Regions from separate parts of the Homo sapiens genome. Here region 1 is linked to region 2. Evidence: chromatin contacts called from ENCODE Hi-C or POLR2A ChIA-PET data. All regions are on one chromosome and are shown on one strand. Each heading gives the region's core, a stretch centred on a gene start or an enhancer-like site at or near the end of the contact. The rest is flanking DNA. Distances are from core to core; before and after follow the strand shown.

Region 1 (6,892 bases), core at 41-2,540, 50 kb after region 2:
TTTACCTCTCCAAGTAAGAGAACAAACACAACCCCGCCCCCCCATATTGGGCTATGTATGAAAGGCTTAGCAACAATTTAGAAGTTTAGAAAGCCCAAGCCCTTTTAATGCAAAGCACCGCCATTGGCTTTTTGGTTCCCACCTGAAGTGTGGCCATAGAGGCTCGGGAGCCATAGGTTTGGCCTGGGGTGGTAGTCTATCACAGGTCACCTGCACTTGGCATTCTGCTGTGGTGGTGTTCTAGCCGACTGAAGACGTATTCAGTGATACCTAGCAAGCAATTAATTTAAGAAAATTTAAAAAGAACAATGCCAGTGTTGTGGGGCCTAATAATACAGATTGCTCCCAGCTTCTCATAGTAGCTTTTGAAAGTCTTATTGTGGTAATATTTAGGCCATAGGTTGTGTTTGCCTTTTGATGCCAGCTTTAGAACCAGTTGAGTATGCATGATTTTTGGGTGGGGACAGGGAGAGCCTACCTTTTCTTCATTGTCTGAATTATTTTGCTATCAGGAACTGGAGACTAAAATCTAAACAGATCCAGTGGAACTATTTTCTGAGAATGATGTCTGTGTTTGACACATGGGAGTATCTGTTTCCCCAGCCAGGTCGTGTGAATTTTTTTTTTTTTTTTTTTTTTTGAGATGAAGTCTCGCTCTGTCGCCCAGGCTGGAGTGCAGTGGCGTGATCTCGGCTCACTGCAACCTCCGCCTCCCAGGTTCAAGCAATTCTCCTGCCTCAGCCTCCTGAGTAGCCAGGATTACAGGCGCCTGCCACCACGTCCAGCTAATTTTTGTATTTTTAGTAGAGATGGGGTTTCACCATGTTGGTCAGGCTGGTCTCAAACCCCTGACCTCGTGATCCACCCGCCTCCGCCTCCCAAAGTGCTGGGATTACAGGCGTGAGCCACCGCGCCCGGCCCGTGTGAAAAATTTTTACCACCCACTTGTCCAAGAGGAGGGAGTGAACAAACAAGACTTGATATTACACCTTTGAAAAGCAGAGTTGAAAGGATTGACAAAATAAGTGCCTACTTTGTTTTAGAGGTATATTTTCACCATGGTTACTGACACTATTTTTTCCTATCTGCCAAAGACCTTTGGGAGAGTCCATTGCCACTAGCTGTAATTTTCTTTCGAAAGAACCTTCCTAGTATATCCTTGTCACTGTTCCCAGGAGAGATTTTCTGTTACTTTTCTCAGTCTCAGAATCAGTTTTGTTTCTTCTTTTTTTTTTTGAGACGAGTCTCGCTCTGTTGCCCAGCCTGGCTGGAATGCACTGGTGCGATCACAGCTCACTGCAAACCCTGCCTTCCTGGTTCAAGCGGTTCTCTCACTTCAGCCTCCCAAGTAGCTGGGATTATAGGCACACGCCACCACGCTTGGCACATTTTTGTATTTTTAGTAGAGACGGGGTTTTGCCATGTTGGCCAGGCTGGTCTTGAACTTCTGGCCTCAAGTGATCTGCCCACCTCAGTCTCCCAAAGTGCTGGGGATTACAGGCAGGAGCCACTGCACCCGGCCAGTTTTGTTTCTTTAACTCTCTTATAGTAGACCTTTCCCATTAGAGATGAGTTATAAGCACTAAAACAAAACCCTAGCTTCTTCTCCCCACAGTGGATGGGTTCTACTTTATTTCATTAATAAGCTTTTTTCCCTCCTAGCTTTGATATAAGCTGACAAAACTGTTCTTAAATTGGTCGAACTTGTTTTCATTTTTATTTTTTCAAAAGTTTTAAAATAGAGACAGGGTCTCACTTTGTTGGCCAGGCTGTAGTGCAGTGGCTGTTCACAGGTGCAATCATAGTTCATTGCAGCCTCCAACTCCTAGGCTTAGGCCATCTTCTGCCTGAGCCTTCTGAATAGCTGGCACTATAAGCATGTGCCACCACACCCAGCTTCATTTTTATATTTTAGAAGACAGTATGTTTAAACTGAACATTAAAACAATTATTTACTTATTTTTGGAATATGTAACACATTTTATTGTTCAAAGTCTGAAAGGTATAAAAAGTGATGGGGTCAGCCTGGGGCAACATGGCAAGACCCTGTTTTTACAAAAAATAAAATAAAAAATTATCCAAGTATGGTGGCATGCACCTCCCAGCTACTCCAGAGGCTGAGGCTGGAGGATTACTTGAGTCCAGGATGTAGAGGCTGCAGTGAGCCATGAACATGCCACTTCAGTATGGGAGTCTCAAAAAAAAAAAAAAGGAAGTTCAGAGTGTTATTTACTTCTGACTTATAGCTGGCAAGTACAGAGATAATCTTTGCCGATAAGGTTGTTTCCAGTTTATAATGTACTCTTCTATCTAAACAAACGGGTGTGTTTACCCCATTTGTAAATAAAAAACATGGCAACATGATATGCAGTGTTTTGTACCTTCCTTTTTTTTTTTCTTTTTTTTCTTTTGAGACAAAGTTTCCACTTGTTGTCCAGGCTGGAGTGCGATGGCGTGATCTTGGCTCACCACAACCTTCACCCTGCTGGGCTCAAGCAGTTCTCCTGCCTCAGCCTCCCAACTAGCTGGGATTAACAGGCATGCGCCACCATGCCCGGCTAATTTTGTATTTTTAGTAGAGACAGGGTTTCTCCATGTTGGTCAGGCTGGTCTCGAAATCCCGACCTCAGGTGATCGCCTGCCTCAGCCTCCCAAAGTGCTGGGATTACAGGCGTGAGCCACTGTGCCTGGCCCACCTTCCTTTTTTCAACTAATGATATCGTTATATATCACAACATTAAAAGCTTTCCCTACCTTTTTTTAAATTTATTTTTATTTTTATTTTTTTTGAGATAGAGTTTTGTTCTTGTTGCCCAGGCTGGAGTGCAGTGGCACGATCTCGGCTCACTGCACCCTCCCGCCTTCCAGTTTCAAGTGATTTCTCCTGCCTCAGCCTCCTGGGTAGCTGGGATTACAGGCTCCCGCCACCACTCCTGGCGAATTTTTGTATTTTTAGTAGAGATGGGGTTTTACCATGTTGGCCAGGCTGGTCTCGAACTCCTGACTTTGTGATCCGCCCACCTGGGCCTCCCAAAATGCTGGGATTACAGGCGTGAGCCACTGTGCCCGGCCTACCTTTTTATTTTTTGACAGCAGTAGTTTTTGTTGTTTGGTTATATTGTAATTTATTTTGTTACTTCCATATAAATTTCCAGTCTTTTACTGTTATCAGTAATCCTTTAGTGGGTATCCTACAGAAATCTGCAGAACTTTGTCCTGTAATGTTCCTTTATAGCAAAAGAAAACCTAAGCTTATGTTACATTCAGTTGTGTCTCTTTGGTTTCCTTTAATCTGGAACTGTTAGTGAATCTTTCTTTGTATTTCATGACACTGACTTATTTTGTATAAAGTCCCTTGAGTTGGTTTGGTCTGATGTTTCCTCATGATTCAATTAAGGCCATGCATCTTTGGCCAGAACATCACAGAAGTGATTCTGTGTTGTGCATTATACCAGAAGGTGTGTGGTGTCAATTAGATTCATTACTGGGTGTGTTAAATTTAAGCATTTGGTTAAGGTGGTGTCTGTCAAGTTTCTCCACTGAAAGTTATTATCTTTCCCTTTGTAATTAACTTTTTCTGAGATACTTTGAGACATTGTAAATATTGTTATTTCTCCAACTTGCCTACGTTAGCATCCGTGATGATCCTTGCCTCATTCCTTTCTGAATCTGATGTATGCCAAATGGAGATTTTTAATTCTGTCATTCCTTCCACTTTGATAGTTGGTTTTCTTCTAAAGGGAAGAGATTTTTCTTCCATCCATCTCACCATGAAATGATGGATTCTTACTTTATTCAGTAGGTTATAATCCTATTACTCATTTTGTTGCTAAATTTTGTTGCCAAATTTGACCAGTGGGACCTCCCCTTCCAGCCAACTCTTGTGCTCTTTTGACATGTCTCCACCATCTTTCAGTACATCATTTTAGGGCACAGTAAGATGTAGGTTCGTTTTCTAATTTCACTGCCCTGGCCTTGGAATCAGCCAGTTATTTCTCCAAGGAGCACGGGATTCTTTTAGTGGGTAATATTTAGAAGTCAGGATCTGTGTTTCAGAATTATTAACCCATGTCTCTATGGAAAAGAAGCCTACTAATTAGAGTTGGCTGTTTGTTCCTTTTGTCTTTAGCCAGAGGGTACTAGTAAATGAGCTTGATAACTGTTTAAGTTACTTTGGTCAGTCACACCCCCTCCCTCTCCCTCCCCCACTCCTGCCTTCCCTTCAGTCTGGATCTTTTATTTAGTTGAAATATGTTTTCTCTGTTTTGAATTTAGGGTTCCTGTCATCCTTGTTGATTCCTTTTTTTTTTTTTTTTTTTTTTTTGAGACCGTGTCTCTCTCTGTTGCCCAGGCTGGAGTGCAGTGGCACGATCTTGGCTCACTGCAACCTCCGCCTCCTGGGTTCAAGCAATTCTCCTGCATCAGCCTCCAGTCTTCAGCCTGTAGCTGGAGTTACAAACGTGTACCACCACACCTGGCTAATTTTTGTATTTCTAGTAGAGACAGGGTTTCACCATGTTGGCCAGGCTGGTCTCAAAACTCCTAACCTCAAGTGATCCTCCTGCCTTGGCCTCCCAAAGGGCTAGGATTACAGGCGTGAACCACCACGCCTAGCCAGTTGATTTATTTTTGTTTGTGTGCATGCGTGAAGTAGTGTGAGAAACAGTCACATGGTCCCAAATTGTTCATTATATGAAAAGGTACATTTCCTTTTCATTCATTCATTCATTCATTCATTCATTCATTCATTTTTTCCAAGACAGAGTCTTGCTCTGTCGCCCAGGCCAGAGTGCAGTGGTGTAATCTCGGCTCCCTGCAACCTCCGTGTCCTGGGTTCAAGGGATTCTTCTGCCACAACCTCCCAAGTAGCTGGGATTACAGGCCCGCACCGCCACGCCCGGCTAATTTTTGTATTTTTAGTAGAGACAGGGTTTCAGGCTGGTCTCGAACTCCTGACCTTGTTATCCGCCTGCCTCAGCCTCCCAAAGTGCTGGGATTGCAGGTGTGAGCCACTGTGTCCGGCCGAAAAGGTGTATTTTCTTTTAACCTTATTCCCACTCATGCTCTGTAGGTAACCAATTTCATTAGTCTCTTGTTTTTCCTTTCTGTATTTCTTTTTGTACAAAATGAGCAGAAATATGTACATGTATATTTTCCTTATATATTTCTTACACATAACAGTATACTAGAGATACTCCTTTGCATTTTGCTTTTTTTACTTAATAATGTGTCCTGGATTTATAAATTACCTTATATCTGTTCATAGATATCTTTTTCATGCTGTGTGTGTGTGTGTGTGTGTGTGTGTGTGTGTGTGTGTTTTACAGTTGCATAGTACTCTGCCATATAGATGTACCATATTGTCTATTTTTGGGCATTTGGGTGGCTTCCAATATTTTGCAATTAACAGACAGTGCTGTAATGAATAACCTTATGAGTGAGATTTTGCATTGTTGGAGGTATAGCCTAAGGAACAGTAAATCCTCAGAAATGAGATTGCTAGGTCTAAAGGTAGTTGTCTATGTAGTTTTGTTAGTGACTGCATTTCTACCAGCAGTATATGCATGCTTTCTTCTCCACACCCTCACAAACTGAGTGTCTTATACTTTCTCAGTTTTGCTAATTTATAGATGAGAAGTGGTATCTCATTTTAGTTTTAATTTGTTTGTCTCTCATGAAACTATGGTCTTTTAAAAATTAAAGGTTTTTTTTTTCCCCTTAGACGAAACTGCAAAGGAAATCCGAATTGCTTGGTTGGTATTGGTGAGCATATTTGGTTAGGAGAAATAGATGAAAATAGTTTTCATAACATCGATGATCCCAACTGTGAGAGGAGAAAAAAGGTAAACCATCATTTTTTAAGCGATTGCTATATGCTGTTTTTTGTTTTTGTTTTTGCTTTTGTTTTGGGCCTGTGATCAGAAAACTCTACTGATTTCAGGTAACCTGTGCAGCTTTAAGATAAGCAGTAGAACTTAAGACTCTAAGCCACTTGAATTGGAACACTTCTTAATGATATGCTTTAAAACAGGCAGCTGCGTAATTCAGTAAGCCTTTAAATAATAGTTTTAGTTTGAATGCTGATTCTATGTTTGCTTTAACATTGCATGTTTTATTTTGAAATCTTAACGCCTCTTTAAAGGAGATGGTAATTCAAGGGAACAAACTCATGATGATAGCACTTTGCTTTCTAGGGCTTGTATTTTATATATAATTTTGCTTTTTAAAAATATACATTAAATTTTCTAGACATAAATCTTAGCATTCACGAAATATCCAAGTTTGTTATATATAGATATTTTAATAAAATAATAATTCTTTGTAAGGTCAGGAATTCCCAACCTTATCTTTGGAAAAAGTTGCAGCCAGTTCCCTCTACCACCGCCAATCTTTAAAATCTCTAGAATATAAAGGAAGTTTTCTGCATAAGTTTTACTTTGTCATTCTGCTGAATGCTGGCAGTTTAGAAATACAGAAAACATAAAACCTATATACGCTTGTTCAAAACCGATCTTTTCTAGAATCCACTGTTCTAATTTTAGATTTAAGTGGCTGGAGAAGACGATATGCTAGAGATGAGCAGTGATGCCGTCCGAAGTCTTTTTCACTCCTGTGGTCAACCCAAAATGGGGCTTTCATGAAAATTATGCCCCACCTCCAGCCAAGAGAAACTTAAGGTGGCTATACCATGTTGGTTGTGACGGTCTTACACATTTTTAATCTGAAAATTTAAGAATAATGCTTAGAAATTGGTTGTTTAAAGGAAAATGGGTTTTATAATTATGAATTTTGTATTTTTGTAGAACTCATTTGTGGGCCTGACTAACCTTGGAGCCACTTGTTATGTCAACACATTTCTTCAAGTGTGGTTTCTCAACTTGGAGCTTCGGCA
Region 2 (6,523 bases), core at 3,057-5,556:
CCACTCCCCTGTCTACAGAGATCATTCCTGCTCATTTTACTCACTGGCTTTATGACCTTGGGCAAGTCACTTCTCTCTAGGCCTCAGTTTCCTGATCTGTAAAGTGTGGGAATCAGACTGGATTGATGGTTTTCAAAGTATGTCTTGAGGGTGACACTCAGGGCCCTCAGAGAGACATCAGGCAGCCAGGGCCCCAGGCCCACCATCCAGTTAAGCAGAGGATATCTCCTTTGAATGTCTTGGGCCTCCATGCCAGGTCCCATTTAGCAAAAGTTTCCACCACTAAAGCATCATTTGGAATCCGCCGGATGAGATCATCTGCAGCATAGTTCTGGCCCTGACTGCTCTGCCCCTCCAGCCCTTGGCCTAAGCCGATTCCACACTTCCGCTTTCCTCTCTCCTGCCTCCCCATCGGGGCCCTGCCCTAGGGAAGGGGAGTTAGGGCCAGGCTTCCCTCCAGCTGTTCAGTAGGGCCCAGTCCACACCCCGCACTGACCTCTGCAGTCAGCTGGTGACCAGGAGCCCTGGTCACTGCCATCGCCACAGTTGTCCATGCCCCAGGGGTCACACACGAGGCTTGAGGGGATGCACCTGCCATTCTGGCAGCGGAAGTAGGCACCACAAGGTCCTGAGGCCAGAAGCAGAAGCCTGAGGTGAGGATTCCGGTCCAGCCCACGACACAGCAGGATGTGTGGCCCCCATGGTGACAGTGTGGGGGTGTGGGCAGGAGAGAGCTGCCCTCATGCATGCAGATGAGAACATGGATGAGTGTTTCATGGGGAGGAGGGTGGAGGATGGCAGCTAACATGTACTGACTTCCTCTTCTGTGCCATGCACAGCCGTAAATACTACACATCCTGGCCCATTGAGGCCTCACAATACCCCTATGGGGCAAGTACTGTTATTAATTTTATTATTTTTTAATTATTATATTTTTTAAATTATTTTTTGTTGTTGTTTTAGGCAGGTCTCTCTCTGTCACCCAGGCTGGTCTTGAATTCCTGAGCTCAAGTGATCCTCATGACTTGGCCTCCCAAAGTGCTGGGATTACAGGCGAAAGCCACGGCGCCCAGTTGGGCGAGTATTATTAATTTCAGTTCCAAGAGGGCCCTTTCCTGGCTTGAGTTGGTTTCTGCTGCCTACAGGCCTGGCGAGTCCTAAGCACACCCTTCTGCAAACATCTGAAGGGCTGACCCAGCGCAGAGCAGCCAGCATGTGGCATGAGAGCATGTGAGCTGTGTGTAAGTGTGCAAGGCGGTACTGTGTGCATATGAGGTGTGTGATGGTGAGTGTGCAGTGTGAGGCGTGTGCTGCAGTGAGAGGCATGAGTGTGGAGTGTGTGGGGGCGATGAGGTGCGTGGGTTGTGCGTATGTGACATGGGTGTGGATGTCAGAGTGTGAGGTGTGAACGTGTGGGAGTTGTGTGTGAATGTGTGTGGGGAGGAAGTTGTGTGTGGATGTGTGTGGATGTGTGTGCGCACTGGGGCTGGTAGGACAGTCTGACGCACACATCCATGGTAGCCAGATTTATATGGTTGGCTCTTAGGATCCGGGAGGTCCCTTATTGTGACTCTGCCACTAGCCACCACCTTCTTCCCTCCCGTTGGACCCAGTCCCTGCCATCTTGTGCTTCGGGCACCCCTGCCATTCCCCTGTCGGCAGCGGCCCTCACCGGGGCCCCCACTGTGGCCCCAGTCCCGCATGGCCTCTGCAGAGGGTCCCGTCCCGGCCTTCAGCCCCAGCTCACCCAGACGGAAAGAGGTGACTTCGCCCACGAAGTCCACGCGGGGCTGGCGGCCTCTCGTGACCAGGCGCAGGCCTAGAAAGGGTCCGGAGGATGCCACAGGCACCGGGATGTTCAGGCCGCACAGTGGGGACCCCAGGGGCCGGGGCGCCCCCGGCGGGCCCTCGTAGAACTGCAGGTAGGAGCCGGGGGCGCACGGGTCGGCCGGGGCCGGGGAGGAGGTGTTGAGCGCCGGGGGCGCGGGGGTCAGGCTGTAGACCAGGAAGAAGCGGAACTGGAAGCGGATCCGGTCGCCGGGGGCTGCCGCCTGCACCCAGAGCCCGCAGTCGGTGTCCGGAGCCACGAAGTAGAACCTGCGCGATGCGGCGTGCGAGCGCAGCAGCAGCCCGTCCCCCTGCCACGTCTGCCCGCACAGTTCCGCCAGGTCGGCTGCAGCGGAAGGCACGGAAACTGGAGCCGCGCGGCGCGACCCCGAACTCTACTCTGTCCCCTGCCCGCTGTGTGATCCCAAGCGAGTTACTCGCCCTCTCTGAGCCTCATTTTCCTCATCGGTAAAATGGGGATGATTAATCAATCTCAGAATGATTGTAAGGATTAAATGATTTAATTTAATTTAATTCAAATCTACAATCCCTTATTCGAAACCCTAAGATGCGGGGCCGAGCGCAGTGGCTCACGCCTGTAATCCCAGCACTTTGGAGGCCAAGGCAGGTGGATCACCTGAGGTCAGGAGTTCGAGACCAGCCTGGCCAACATGGTGAAACCCCATCTCTACTAAAATACAAAAAATTAGCCGGGCATGGTGGTGCGCACCTGTAATCCCAACTAATCGAGAGGCTGAGGATGAGAATCGCGTGAACTCTGGAGGCGGAGGTTGCAGTGAGCTGAGATCAAGCCACTGCACTCCAGCCTGGGTAACACAGCGAGACTCCGTCACCAAAAAAAAAAAAGGGGAGGGGGAGAGCTGTGTGATAAGGAGCCCCTTTTCTTCCTGCTTTTGAAAGCTGCTGACTGAGGATGAGGATGGGATGTCCAGAGCTGCAGCAGCCATTTTGCAAAGATGAGGTCAGAGCATTTCAGAGGAACAGTGACATTGTTGAGCCGTTGAGTTAACCATCTCTGGAATCACCTATGACCACTCTTAACTGAAATAGCAAATATCCTACCATTTAAGCCCCATTTAGTTTGTTATCTGTTACTTACAGCCCAAAACATCCTCACTGGTACAGGGTTGTTGTGAGGATTAAATGAGAAGATGTGCAAGTACTCAAAGTAGCCCTGATTTCTGTAAGCACAGAGAGGAAAGAGGAGGTGGGTTTTCTGGTGCAAGATAGGGACCAGTGGGTACTTGAGGACCAGCCAGGATGTGGGTCTTTGAGGAAAAAATCCTTCATCAGAGCTCAGGATGTGGGAGCACTTTCCAATATTTGGTATTTCTCTGCTAAAGCCAGAGCCTACCCTGAAGGTACACAGGGCAGGCATGGAGTTTAGAGAGTAAGGGAATTGGGCACCCTTTTTTTTTTTTATTTCTTTGAGACGGAGTCTCTCTCTGTTGCCAGGCTGGAGTGCAGTGGCGCAATCTCGGCTCACTGCAGCCTCCGACTCCCTGGTTCAAGCGATTCTCCTGCCTCAGCCTCCCAAGTAGCTGGGATTACAGGCACATGCCACCATGCCCAGCTAATTTTTGTATTTTTAGTAGAGATGTGGTTTCACCATGTTGGCCAGGATGGTCTTGATCTCGTGACCTCATGATCCGCCCGCCTCGGCATCACAGAGTGCTGGGATTACAGGCGTGAGCCACTGCGCCCAGCCGGGAATTTGGCACCTTTTATGTGCCAGGTATTATGAAGTGCCTTGCATGACTTATCTCATCTTATATGCCAATAATCATAGTCCCTTAAGGGGCAAGGGCCTATTATTTTCATTTTACTGCCAAAGAAATTCAGAGAGTTGAAACAATGATCTCAAAGGTACAAACATAAGAAGTGGCAGAGTGTGTAAATGCAGCTTCTCTGAATCCGAAGCCTACAGAGTTTTGCAAAGCAGGCCCTGAGGGCTGTCCTGCCCACTCCCAGACTCCTGCTTCTAGGTGACTGGCAGATCCAAGCCTTCCAGAAGGCTTTGGGTTGGATTTGGGGATGCCAAGCAAGACCAGACACAGTTTCCCAGCCTCCCCCAGCTCAAAAGGTCTCAGCCCAGCAGGATGAGTGCTGACTGGGGAAACATAGTCTCTAAGGATGGTGGGGGCCCAAGTCTTCTGGGTGCCCCAACCAAGCCCCCTGATACTTACCTGTCTCCAAAGCAGTTGCAGTCAGGGCGGCTGCCCCCAGCAAGAGCAACCTTTGGGGCAACTGCAGAAGACAACAAGCCTCCATCCAGGCTCTGCTGTGCCCAGCAATGGGGCAGACCCACAGAATCTTCAGCTTGGGGTCTCTGGGGAGACTGGAGTATGGGGCCTGGTCAGGCCAGCAGGGAGGCTGGTGGGACACAAGGAGAAGGGGGAGGCAAGTCTTCACTATGATCTTAGTGCTTTGCCTTCCAGATCCTCTTCATTTGGTTCAGAACTGTGTCCAGGGGTTGCCATGGAGATTTGGAGCAAGGGCTAGAGCCTGGGGAGAGGAGGCAGGGAGGAGATCTGCTCCCCTTCTGCCAGACAGGAACCAGGAAACTCAGATCCGGTTCAGCCATAGGGCTTCTGGGAGGAGGACCCACAGGAAGCCAGATCTGCTACCTTCCTAGATCAGCTGGCCCCTTAGGGACTGAGCTTGAGGGAGGTCCAGGACACCAAAGGAGCCTCTCTGAGGGCCTAGAGAGCAGCAGGCAGAGAAGGAGCACTGGACCAGGAGTCTGCTGTATTACTAACAAGCCATTCCTGCCTCAGGGCCTTTGCACTCATAGATCCCTCTGTCTGGAGTGTTGTCCCCCCATAGCAGTGCACGGCTGACTTCTTCAGGTCATCAGGTTGTGGCTCACATGTTACCTCCACAGACCACACTCTCCTGACCACCTCTCCAACTAAATTAACACTCTCTCTCTTTGTCACTCAATCACATCTCAAATGTATCATCCCAGCACTGTCTGGAATTATTTTGCCTATTCATTTCTTCTTGTATATATTGTCCACTGGCCTCCACTAAAATTATATTCCATGAGTATCTTGTTTACCTCTGAACCCTTATGTCATAGCACAGTCACTGGCACAAGGCAGGCGCCCAGGAAATAATGAAAGAATAAGTGTGTGGCATTGAACAAATGACCCCTTTTTCTGGATTTTACTTTCCCATGTGTAAAATAAATACCCTGGACTAATTCAGACTTTTTCAAAACGTGTTATTAGTAGAACAATTTTTTTTCAAAAGGTATGTTACAAGGAACCTTTATCTATAAAACTGAAGCTTTTCAAGCCCTGGCATCCTTCTCTGGAAAATGGGATAATGATTAATTCCAACCACATAGTTGCATTGTAAGAATTAAGTAACTTGGCCTGGCTTGGTGGCTCATGCCTGTAATCCCAGCACTTTGGGAGGCAGAGGTGGGTGGATCACAAGGTCAGGAGTTCAAGGCCAGCCTGGCCAACATAGTGAAACCCCATCTCTACTAAAAATACAAAAAAAATTAGCCGGGCATGGTGGTGCATTCCTGTAGTCCCAGCTACTCAGGAGGCTGAGGCAGGAGAATCGCTTGAATCCGGGAGGTGGAGGTTGCAGTGAGCTGAGATTGTGCCACTGCACTCCAGCTTGAGCAACAGAGTGAGACTTCATCTCAAAAAAAAAAAAAAAAAAAGAATTAAGTAACTTAATACAAGTGGGGTACTTGGAATAGTGTCTATCATGTAGTAAAGTAACCAATGTATTTCAGCTTGAATGATGATCATTAATGTCATCGTTATTATTTAAGCAGATGTTTCAAGTGTGGGGGAGGGGAGGAGCTAAGCAGCCCAAATTGGCAGTGCCTGAGACACCACCTCAAAATCCCAGGAATCCATGAGAAGGTTAAGACCTCTGGACCTGGCCGGGCACAGTGGCTCACACCTGTAATCCCATCACGTTGGGAGGCCAAGGCAGGCGATCACCTGAGGTTGGGAATTCGAGAGCAGCCTGGCCAGCATGGTGAAACCCCATCTCTACTATAAATACAAATATTAGCCGGGCGTTGTGGCACAGAGGCTGAGGCACAATAATCGCTTGAACCCGGGAGGCGGAGATTGCAGTGAGCCGAGATTGCACCACTGCACTCCAACCTGGGCGATAAAATAAAAAAAAAAAAAAACCCAAAACAAACACCTCTGGACCTATTATTCCCTAACAGCTCTCCCTCCTGGAGCGGTCATTTGATGCAACCTTGATTTCCTACAGTGTATGATGTCCAAATCTGTACCTTGGGGAACTCCAAAAAGACTCAAATCTTCCCTCAGCAAGAATGAATTTATCATGAAGCCCACTGAAGCTTAAACTTCAGAACTCATCACCTGCATGGGATTATATGGTTTTTGTTTTGTTTTGTTTTTGTTTTTGTTTTTGTTTTGAGACTGAGTCTTGCTCTGTCGCCCAGGCTGCAGTGCAGTGGCGCAATCTTGGTTTGTTGCAAGCTCCGCCTCCCGGGTTCACGCCATTCTCCTGCCTCAGCCTCCCAAGTAGCTGGGATTACAGGCACCCGCCATCACGCCCGGCTAATTTTTTGTATTTTTAGTACAGATGGGGTTTCACCGTGTTAGCCAGACTGGTCTTGATCTCCTGACCTTGTGATCCACCCACCTCAGCCTCCCAAAGTGCTAGGATT

The links. Hi-C counts contacts between places; a loop is a spot of excess contacts on that map. ChIA-PET counts read pairs that join two places held with the same protein, here RNA polymerase II (POLR2A). Pooled maps may share reads with other maps.
Region 1: a loop to region 2 is called in a pooled map, with 7 times the contacts of the local background. The contact joins the enhancer-like site here to the promoter of LDLRAD2 in region 2. A Hi-C loop is called at or near these places in 2 of 37 single-sample maps with no recorded cell type and 3 of 50 pooled maps. POLR2A ChIA-PET finds 5 or more read pairs at or near these places in 6 of 52 experiments (Caco-2, HCT116, HEK293 and 3 more).

What each region holds. Positions count from the first base shown.
Region 1 is chr1:21,756,614-21,763,505 of GRCh38, reverse strand. USP48 (ubiquitin specific peptidase 48) reads left to right here. Exons shown (of 27, transcript NM_032236.8): 2 at 5,723-5,843; 3 at 6,804-6,892. Among named protein-coding and RNA genes, the nearest start is that of USP48, 23 kb to the left of the region's middle. RefSeq lists an enhancer at 1,525-1,604. Within about 2 kb of position 1,290, at least 4 of the 41 ENCODE cell types and tissues checked have a DNase peak (open chromatin) inside an H3K27ac peak, as active enhancers do.
Region 2 is chr1:21,810,048-21,816,570 of GRCh38, reverse strand. LDLRAD2 (low density lipoprotein receptor class A domain containing 2) reads right to left here and starts at 4,306. Exons shown (of 5, transcript NM_001013693.3): 1 at 4,035-4,306; 2 at 1,748-2,173; 3 at 497-628. The coding sequence starts at 4,119. RefSeq lists silencers at 1,822-1,941, 5,670-5,820 and an enhancer at 4,221-4,515.